2 separate regions of the Homo sapiens genome follow, and region 2 is linked to region 1. The links are chromatin contacts, found by Hi-C or POLR2A ChIA-PET in ENCODE. All regions are on one chromosome and are shown on one strand. The core of a region is the stretch at or near the end of the contact, and the rest is flanking DNA. Distances in the headings are between cores, read along the strand shown. Region 1 overlaps SDCCAG8 (SHH signaling and ciliogenesis regulator SDCCAG8). Region 2 overlaps LOC105373262 (a long non-coding RNA gene).

Region 1 (4,447 bases), core at 227-2,726:
AGCTGCCAGCGAATATAAAGCAGGCAGAAAAACATGAAAAGGTTAGACTGGCTTAGCCTCCCAGCCTACATCTTTCTCCTGTGCTAGATGCTTCCTGTTCTTGTACCTCAGACAGCGGGTTCTTCAGCTTTGGGACTCAGACTGGCTTCCTTGCTCCTCAGCTTGCAGATGGCCTGTTGTGGGACCTTGTGATTGTGTCAGTTAATAAGTTAATACTACTTAATAAACCCCCTTCATATATATATATTATATCATATTAGTTCTGTCCTTTGAGAGAACCTAATACACCATATAAATGTTTCAATTATCTTTTTTTTTTTTTTTTGAGATGGAGTCTTGCTCTGTCGCCCAGGCCAGAGTGCAGTGGCGCAGTCTCAGCTCACTGCAAGCTCTGCCTCCTGGGTTCACACCATTCTCCTGCCTCAGCCTCCCAAGTAGCTGGGACTACAGGTGCCCACCACCACGCCCGGCTAATTTTTTGTATTTTTAGTAGAGTTGGGTTTCACCATGTTAGCCAGGATGGTCTCTATTTCCTGACCTCGTGATCCACCCACCTTGGTCTCCCAAAGTGTTGGGATTACAGGCGTGAGCCACTGCGCCTGGCCACCTCAATTATCTTTCTTAAAAGGCATTATGAAACACTGAAAATCTATATTGAAATCAGCAAACTTCAATATAGCAAGGGAAGATTTAGCACCAACATTTTAATTGACTCATTACAAAAACCCCTTCCCCCCAAAAGAAGATATTTCTTGATTTTTTATATTTAAGATATCCTAAACATTTTTATTCATGTTACAACTTGTAACACAGCACCATGCATGTATTATTGAAATGTCTGGTTTTTTGTTTGTCTTGTTTTTATTGAGGCAAGGTCTCACTCTGTTGCCCAGGCTGGAGTGCAGTGGCGTGATCAGGGCTTACTGCAGCCTTGACCTCCTGGGATCCTCTGACCTCAGTCTCCAAAGTAGTTGGGACCACAGGTGTACATCAGCATGCTCGGCTAATTTTTTTTTTATTTTTAGAGAGATGGGGTCTCACTATGTTGCCCAGGCTTGTCTGGAACTCTTGGGCTCAAGTGATCCATCCGTTCGTGTGATCATCCTTCCAAACTGCTGAAATTACATGCGTAAGACACTGTATCTGGCCTTGAAATATTTCAATTCACTTACACAGGTAAAACGTGGGGGTAACAATTCAACAACAACAAATAACAGAAGATTAACATTAAAATAGATATCAAGGTCATCTGGCATATCTGCAGTAATCATTTCAATACCTGCATTATATTTAGCTCACATGAATGTTTAAAAAACAACAAAACCTCTCTAAAACCTTATCCTTTCTATGATTCTGACTGTAGTTTTGTTTAGCACATTTTCTTTGCTCATGCTGCAAGGCATGTGTGCTCTGACCATCATTTCCTTCCCCTTTTGCATTACTCATTTCTCTTGCCCTCTGATTCACTTGTCTGCCTAATTTCCTTTCTCACTTCACTTCCCCTTCTTCCACTTCTTTGGCATTACATAAATACTGAGGACTATGAATAATTGAATCACTGCTTGCTAAGTGACCACGTGTTTGGAAGAAAAGCAAATGAATATTTTTAAAATAAGCTACTTCTAAGTATTTTCTATATGGTGATATCTTCCTCAAATTGACATTAAAATCATAAGCAACTAAGATGGAGTTTTTACCACTAATAATTATACAAATCTTCAGGAAAAAGTTATACAGTGAGGAGAAAAGAACTGATCACAAACTTAAATGCAATTGCAGAAAATTAAACTGAAATACTAATTAGCCCACTTCATTTATCAGAGTTAATACACTCCTATACTTCTCAATAGCAAACCCTAACATATACAACTCCAGGATTATAAACCAACTATCAATTCAAGTTAAAAAAAAAAAAAACTTCAAAAACGAAAATTAGAGGATATCCCAATGAAACATCAAGACTTTCATGTTTTCTTAACAGCTGATTTACTAATGACGACAAAGTCAAAACCACCAAAGTAAACTGCAAAGTGAAGCTGGAATAGGCAAGTATGAAAACTTCCACATGGAAAGTTGAATTTGTCCCAAAAAGCAGAACAAGCTGTGACTATATCTTATAGCAAAACAGTTACAAAAAGTTTAAGACAAAAGTACTCTGATAAGTCATAAGATTTAAGCACTATTTAAATGTCACCACAATAATTCTCTGTCACAGAATTATAGAGATAATCTGACCCAACGTTCTTCAAACTCTGGGCCACTGACATTAGAATCACTTAGGCAACTTGATGAAAGTTTAGATTCCTAGAAGCCAACCAGACCAAGTGAATCAGACTCACAGGGGATGGAGTCCAGGAATTTGCACTGAAAACTCCTGGTATAGGTTAATCTTCTCAAATTACCAATAAAGAAATAAAGGACATACGTGATTAAGCTATGTAAAACCTTCTAAAATTACTTGCTAAACACCAGCCTTCTTAGGGAAATGGGAAGACTAACATTTTGATTCTTGGATCCTAAGGCCAACATTTTTTCTGCTACATCATGCAGCTAATTAGACTTATTAGATTTCAGACCTCAAGGAAAATTTAGAGAAATCCAACAGAAATCTAAGTTAAAGTTCTGAACGGTTTCTAGACTTAGCAAAGTCCTTCCTGTATAACACACTTCCTGCTTTCAGACCGGCTCTTTCCATATGGTAAGGCAGAAACGGTATGCTCAGAGAGGAAACTGTAGCAAAATATCACAAGATCGTTTCATCTGAGGATTCATTCCACCACAGTGAAGTTTGATATTTGAGGTCTCAAACAAATACCAACATAGTACTTTGGCCACACTTCAGGGAGAAAATCTAAGCAGCGAAGAAGGCGAGGAGAGAGGGCAGAAGGGAATATTCACACTAAAATAAAATTTATGATTTAAAATAATGCTCACGGATGCATCCAGAAGTGTTTGTTCCCTCAGTGTCTCCTCTTGTCTTTGAGATTTTAGCTGTTGCTGGAGCCCTTCGTTTTCAAGCACAACTACTTGTATTTTATTTTTCATTCCAGAGAGTTCCTCCTATAATAAACAAAACCAAACACATTAAGCATTATTAAGCAGTGTTTTTATTTGTTGATTATTAGAGGGCACAGCATGATATAAAGTACGGAAGACTTATGTTCTCCTTTTCCTGAAATATAATTATATGTTTAGACAAACAAGGCAGCCTAACATTAGCTAGATAACAAAGAGAAGGCTGGGGTATATAGTAATGGGCCTGCTGGTGGCATATCACAGAAGTGTGTCGTTTCTGACAATTTCCTTTTCTCCAAGGAATCGAGGCTCAAAGAAAAGCCTTAATTAAAAGGGTTATCCAAGAGATTTTAAAGAATGGAGTAGATTCTGAAAAATAAGATATATTATTACTCATGATCAAATACCATCAACTTGTTAAAAACTGATGGAAGATTAAATAGAGGGAGGCTCTGAGATAGAAAGGCATAGACGGGAGTGATGATTATCTATGAAATGGTAGCCAAATAAGAGAGAATTGTAGTAAAACATTTCATGGAGAATTGTGAAAGAGTATTTCCTTGGCCTCACAGGGTGTAATATAAAGAATTACAAATCAATAACAATTAAAATTACAGGATGTAACATAAGAAATTACAGGTCAACAATCATTAGAATAGCTATTGAGTGGCACCTCAGTCTCTGGAAAAACGTTTCAATAATATCAACATATCAATCATATAATACTTAACCTAATATTCACTACTAGTGCAATCAAAAGCTATTGTACAACATGTGAAAATTCCTCTCAATTATTATTTTTTAAAAACCCAAAGCTATAATAAAAAGCTGTAATTTAAAAAATATTGTGGACTTTGAATTTTCAGTCTGGAATGTAATGAGCTTGGAACACCTCACTCCCATCTTCCCAACAGGAAAAATGTTGAACAAACTGAAAATCAACAACTCTTCTTAGATCCATCAGAGAAATGAAGTCATAGGGAAAACTGCTGCCCCAAAACTGAAGAGATGGGTGGACGCTGAGACACAGAATTTACAGGAGGAAATCAGAAACCTCTGTAGGAGGTAGAAAATCTAAATCATAATTGATGACTTGCTGGAAGCTCAGTGTCAGCAAGTTTGAGAGTTAAAAATTCCAGACCGGGCGCGGTGGCTCACGCCTGTAATCCCAGCATTTTGAGGCTGAGGTGGGCAGATCATGAGGTCAGGGGTTCAAGACCAGCCTGGCCAATACGGTGAAACCCCATCTCTACTAAAAATACAAAAATTAGCCAGGTGTGATGGCACACGCCTGTAGTCCCAGCTACTCAGGAGGCTGAGGTAGGAGAATGGCTTGAACCTGGGAGGCCAAGGTTTCAGTGAGCCAAGATCACGCCACTGCACTCCAGCCTGGGTGACAGAGCGAGACTCCGTCTCAAAAAAAAAAAAATTC
Region 2 (4,345 bases), core at 1,194-3,693, 1.0 Mb before region 1:
GTCAGGCCTGCTCAGGATATTCTTTTGGTTAATTTAAAGTCACCTGGAACCTTATCCACAGTGAAGAATGAATGACTTGCAAGGTTTACCTATTACTTTCTTCACTAGCTTTATTTGCATCTGGGCCTTATGCCAAAGGGATGAAATGCAAAGGGCAGAATTGCATTCATCAGTGATTCTGATGGAACATCTGCAAAAGTCCTTCATCCTTGCTATATAACCTGAGGATAATACTAGGGGACAGAGATCATGGGGACCATTTTAGAATTCTTCATGCCGTAATCACTTTCTGGTAATATCCTATTTATGGTTGTACTTGGAAGGTGCTACAGTTATCACCCTATTTTCTGAATAAGGAATAATGACGCTTTTAAATAGAAAGATTGAGGCCGGGCACGGTGGCTAATGCCTGTAATCCCAGCACTTTGGGAGGCCTAAGCGGGCAGATCACTTGATGTCAGGAGTTCAAGACCAGCCTGGCCAACATGGCAAAACCCCATCTCTACTAAAAATACTAGCCAGATGTGGTGGTGGATACCTGTAATCCCAGCTACTCAGGAGGCTGAGGCAGGAGTGTCACTTGAACCCAGAAGGCGGAGGTTGCAGTGAGCTGAGATGGCGCTGCTGCACTCCAGCCTGAGAAACAGAGCGAGACTCCATCTCAAAAAAATTAAAATAAATAAATAAATAATAAATAAAAAGGTTGAATATCCTCTCCTAAATGTAGACTGGGCCATCAGAAAATACACTTTCCATAATCATGGAGTCATAGAAGAGCATGTTAGACACAAATTTTTTTCTAATTTTTTAAATTTTTTTGAGACAGAGTCTCACCTCAGGCCTCACCCAGGCTGGGGTGCAGCAGTGGCGTGATCTCAGCTAACTGCAACCTCCGCCTTCCAGGTTTAAGTGATTCTCCTGCTTCAGCCTCCCGAGTAGCTGGGATTACAGGCACACACCACCACATCAGGCTAATTTTTGTATTTTTAGTAGAAATGGGTTTTCACCATGTTAGCCAGGCTGATGGACGCTACCTTATAATCAGCTGGTCCATCCCCCTGTGTTTTAGAGACAGAAACCAAGGAAACAGCAGTGACTTGCCAAGGTCACAGAACTTGTTCTTCTGAATTAGATTCTATATTCAATGCATTGAAAGTTTGTGATCAAAAGTCAGAGTGAAGTAGGGATTTGCAAATAATAAAAACTGAGGTGCAAGAGCTTTTTTTAAAATAACGCTTTTTTTTTTAAAGAGACAGGGTCTCACTCTGTTGCCCAGGCTAGAGTGCAGTGGCACGATCACAGCTTACTGCAGCCTCCAATTCCTGGCCACAAGTGATCCTCCAGTCTCAGCCTCCTCAGCATGTACCATCATGCCTGGCTAATTTTTATTTTATTTTATTTTTGAGATAGGGTCTTGCTCTGTGTCTCAGGCTGGAGTGCAGTGGTGTGATCTTGGCTCACTGCAGCCTTGACCTTCCCGGCTCGAGTGATCCTCCCACCTCAGCCTCCCAAGTAGCTGGGACTAGAGGCATGCACCACTATGCCAAGCTGATTTTTGTATTATTATTTTTTTTAGAGGTGGGGGTCTCACTATGTTGCCCAGGCTGGTCTTGAGCTCCTGGGCTCAAACAGTCCACCTGCCTCAGCCTCCCAAAGTGCTGGGACTACAGGCATGAGCCACTGTGCCCCACCTCACGTTTTATTTTTAGTTTTTTGTAGAGACGGGGTTTTGTTGCTCAGTCTGGTCTGGAACTCCTGGCCAGCCTCAAGCAATCCTCCCACCTCAGCCTCCCAAAGCACTGGGAATACAGGCATAAACCACTGCTTATGGTCAAAAATAACACTTTCATGTATAATTTTCTCATTAGAAATTTGTCAAATCACACCTAGAACTGAGAACACCACCGAGCCTCTTCAGGGACTTAGAAATCAGGGAAACCCCTGATGTGTGTGAATATACATTGGCCTGCGTCCTGGCCGGGGAAGGCAAGTTTAAGTTTTCAGAGGATTTGTAGGTTGGATGTCATGATTGCCTTCCTCAGGGCTGTCATTTCTTAATGTCTTTTATATTCTTCTTCTCATCTCCCTTCTGCACTGAGTCAGGGCCTCTCTCATGGAGCAACAGTCTTCCCACAGAGAGTAAAGTCATCACAGTGGAGGCTTGCTCAACCTTTACAAATTCTAAAACCACAGGCCAACATTAACTTCCTCCATTTCTCACCGGAAATCAACATGGCCACCACCATCGTGCCTCATCCTGCTCCTCTTGGACTGTAAATCATGGCTTGTTCATTGTAAGCCGTCAATTGCATGTTGTTTCAGTTGTCTGCCAACTCAATTCTATCAGTGTGTTTTGACTGATAGAATTTTGTAAACTCCCTTTTACATTTATTTGTATTTGACGAGATGGTTTGATTTTGTTGAGCTGTCTTCCTCTTTGTTATCCCTCCTATCACAGTTCTTGGAGCTCACTACCCCTTTTCAGATTGTCATGGGCAGGCAAATTGCTGGTCCCCTCGCCTTGCAAGGTCCTTTGCATAACCACACAGTTTTCACTTGAAAAGACAATAGAGTTGCCAGATAAAATACAGGCCCCTGCAAGATCTGGAACACACTCTGCACGATGCCATGCAGTATTTGGGATATACTTATGCCAAAACTTGTTCATTATTTATGTGAAATTCAAGTTTAATTTGAATTAAATATTGGCACCCGTATTTTTATTTGTTAAATTTTTATTTGTTAAATATTTGTTAAACTTTTATTTGATATACTTATGCCAAAACTTGTTCATTATTTATGTGAAATTCAAGTTTAATTTGAATTAAATATTGGCACCTGTATTTTTATTTGTTAAATCTTGCCACCCTCAAGTACAAACGCCTCTGTACCTCAGAGGCATAAGAATGTGCAAATGGGATTCATGCAACTCACAACCTAGACCTCCCTCTCTTTTCTATCTTCAAAAACCAATGTTCTTTTACTGTTAAGAACCTTGGGAGAGAGGGAAATCACAAGGTAGTCTTAAGCAGATTACTACACTCTTGTAGTGATAACATTTAATTAAAAAATTGATTTATTTTTCTTCTGACTTAAAAGCAAAATGAAACAAAACAAAACAAAACCCCAAACCACAAACTCAGGCCTCCTCTCTGGGCTTCCCTGCACACAGGCTGATGTTAACTGCACTGAGCACCCTGGGAACATCAGTCCAACTGCAGGCACTGGAATCGCTGTAGACCATGACGGACAATGGCTCCCATACACACAGTATTCCAGTCTTGGGAGTGAAAATGGCCCCGTGCAGCCTCACGGCCCATGGGTTTAGGCTGAACTTTGAGACCATTTCTTTTTATTCACACCTGGGATGGCCTAGCCCAACTGAAACCAAGCAACCTGGACGCCCTATCAGTGGCTGTGAAATCATAGGCCAAATTCCTCTGTGGCAAAGACTTCCTGTAAAAAATACCGTTAAGGCCTAGCCAGGTCCGAAATGAATAAATGAATAATCATTGATTATTGATCAATGCTTTTTAATCAGTGCCCTCTGTGAAAAGGAACTATCCCTCCCCACAAAACTCTTTTATGAATAGAACCAGAATGGTTGAAGGGTGGTTTCATTCTTTTTTTTAAGAGATGGGGTCTTGCTGTGTTGCCCAGGCTAGTCTTAAACTCCTGGCCTCACGTGATCCTCCTGCCTCAGCCTCGGCCACTGAGCCTGGCTCATTCACTTTTTACCTACTTTTGGAACCTCAAATGGTAACTAACTTACCAAGTGATTGGCATAGCTACCAAGGTGAAATGTTAAATTTAATGCAGTGTCACATCGTTCTTCCAGATTCGTGGTGAGTAGGATTATCCAACAATCCCTCTCATGTATTTCTTTCTTTTTTTTTTTTTTTTTTGAGATGGAGTCTCGCTCTGTTGCCCAGGCTGGAGTGCAGTGGCACGATCTCGGCTCACTGCAAGCTCCGCCTCCTGGGTTCACACCATTCTCCTGCCTCAGCCTCCCGAGTAGCTGGGACTACAGGCACCCGCCACCACGCCCGGCTAATTTTTTGTATTTTTCATAGAGACGGGATTTCACCGTGTTAGCCAGGATGGTCTCGATCTCCTGACCTCGTGATCCACCCACCTCGGCCTCCCAAAGTACTGAGATTACAGGCGTGAGCCACCGTGCCTGGCCCCTCTCAAGTATTTCTAACCAAAATGATCAACCTTCTGTACCCTGAACTTACAGATTCTGTTCTAAAGTCAGTGTGAGAATTATTCCATCTAGGTTAGTACATTTGTCTCTAGAAAAACGACCCATGGGGAGACAGTGTTCCCCATGCCATTCCTTGCC

The links. Hi-C counts contacts between places; a loop is a spot of excess contacts on that map. ChIA-PET counts read pairs that join two places held with the same protein, here RNA polymerase II (POLR2A). Pooled maps may share reads with other maps.
Region 2: a loop to region 1 is called in a pooled map, with 2.7 times the contacts of the local background. The contact joins two enhancer-like sites. A Hi-C loop is called at or near these places in 1 of 50 pooled maps. POLR2A ChIA-PET finds 5 or more read pairs at or near these places in 2 of 52 experiments (IMR-90 and T-cell).

What each region holds. Positions count from the first base shown.
Region 1 is chr1:243,284,885-243,289,331 of GRCh38, reverse strand. SDCCAG8 (SHH signaling and ciliogenesis regulator SDCCAG8) reads right to left here. Exons shown (of 18, transcript NM_006642.5): 5 at 2,935-3,060. Among named protein-coding and RNA genes, the nearest start is that of SDCCAG8, 31 kb to the right of the region's middle. RefSeq lists an enhancer at 3,775-4,447. Within about 2 kb of position 1,476, at least 7 of the 41 ENCODE cell types and tissues checked have a DNase peak (open chromatin) inside an H3K27ac peak, as active enhancers do; they include IMR-90, where a contact is called at or near this core.
Region 2 is chr1:244,317,634-244,321,978 of GRCh38, reverse strand. The region is part of intron 1 of LOC105373262 (a long non-coding RNA gene); the gene reads left to right. Among named protein-coding and RNA genes, the nearest start is that of SPMIP3, 33 kb to the left of the region's middle. RefSeq lists an enhancer at 2,038-2,447. Within about 2 kb of position 2,443, at least 9 of the 41 ENCODE cell types and tissues checked have a DNase peak (open chromatin) inside an H3K27ac peak, as active enhancers do; they include IMR-90, where a contact is called at or near this core.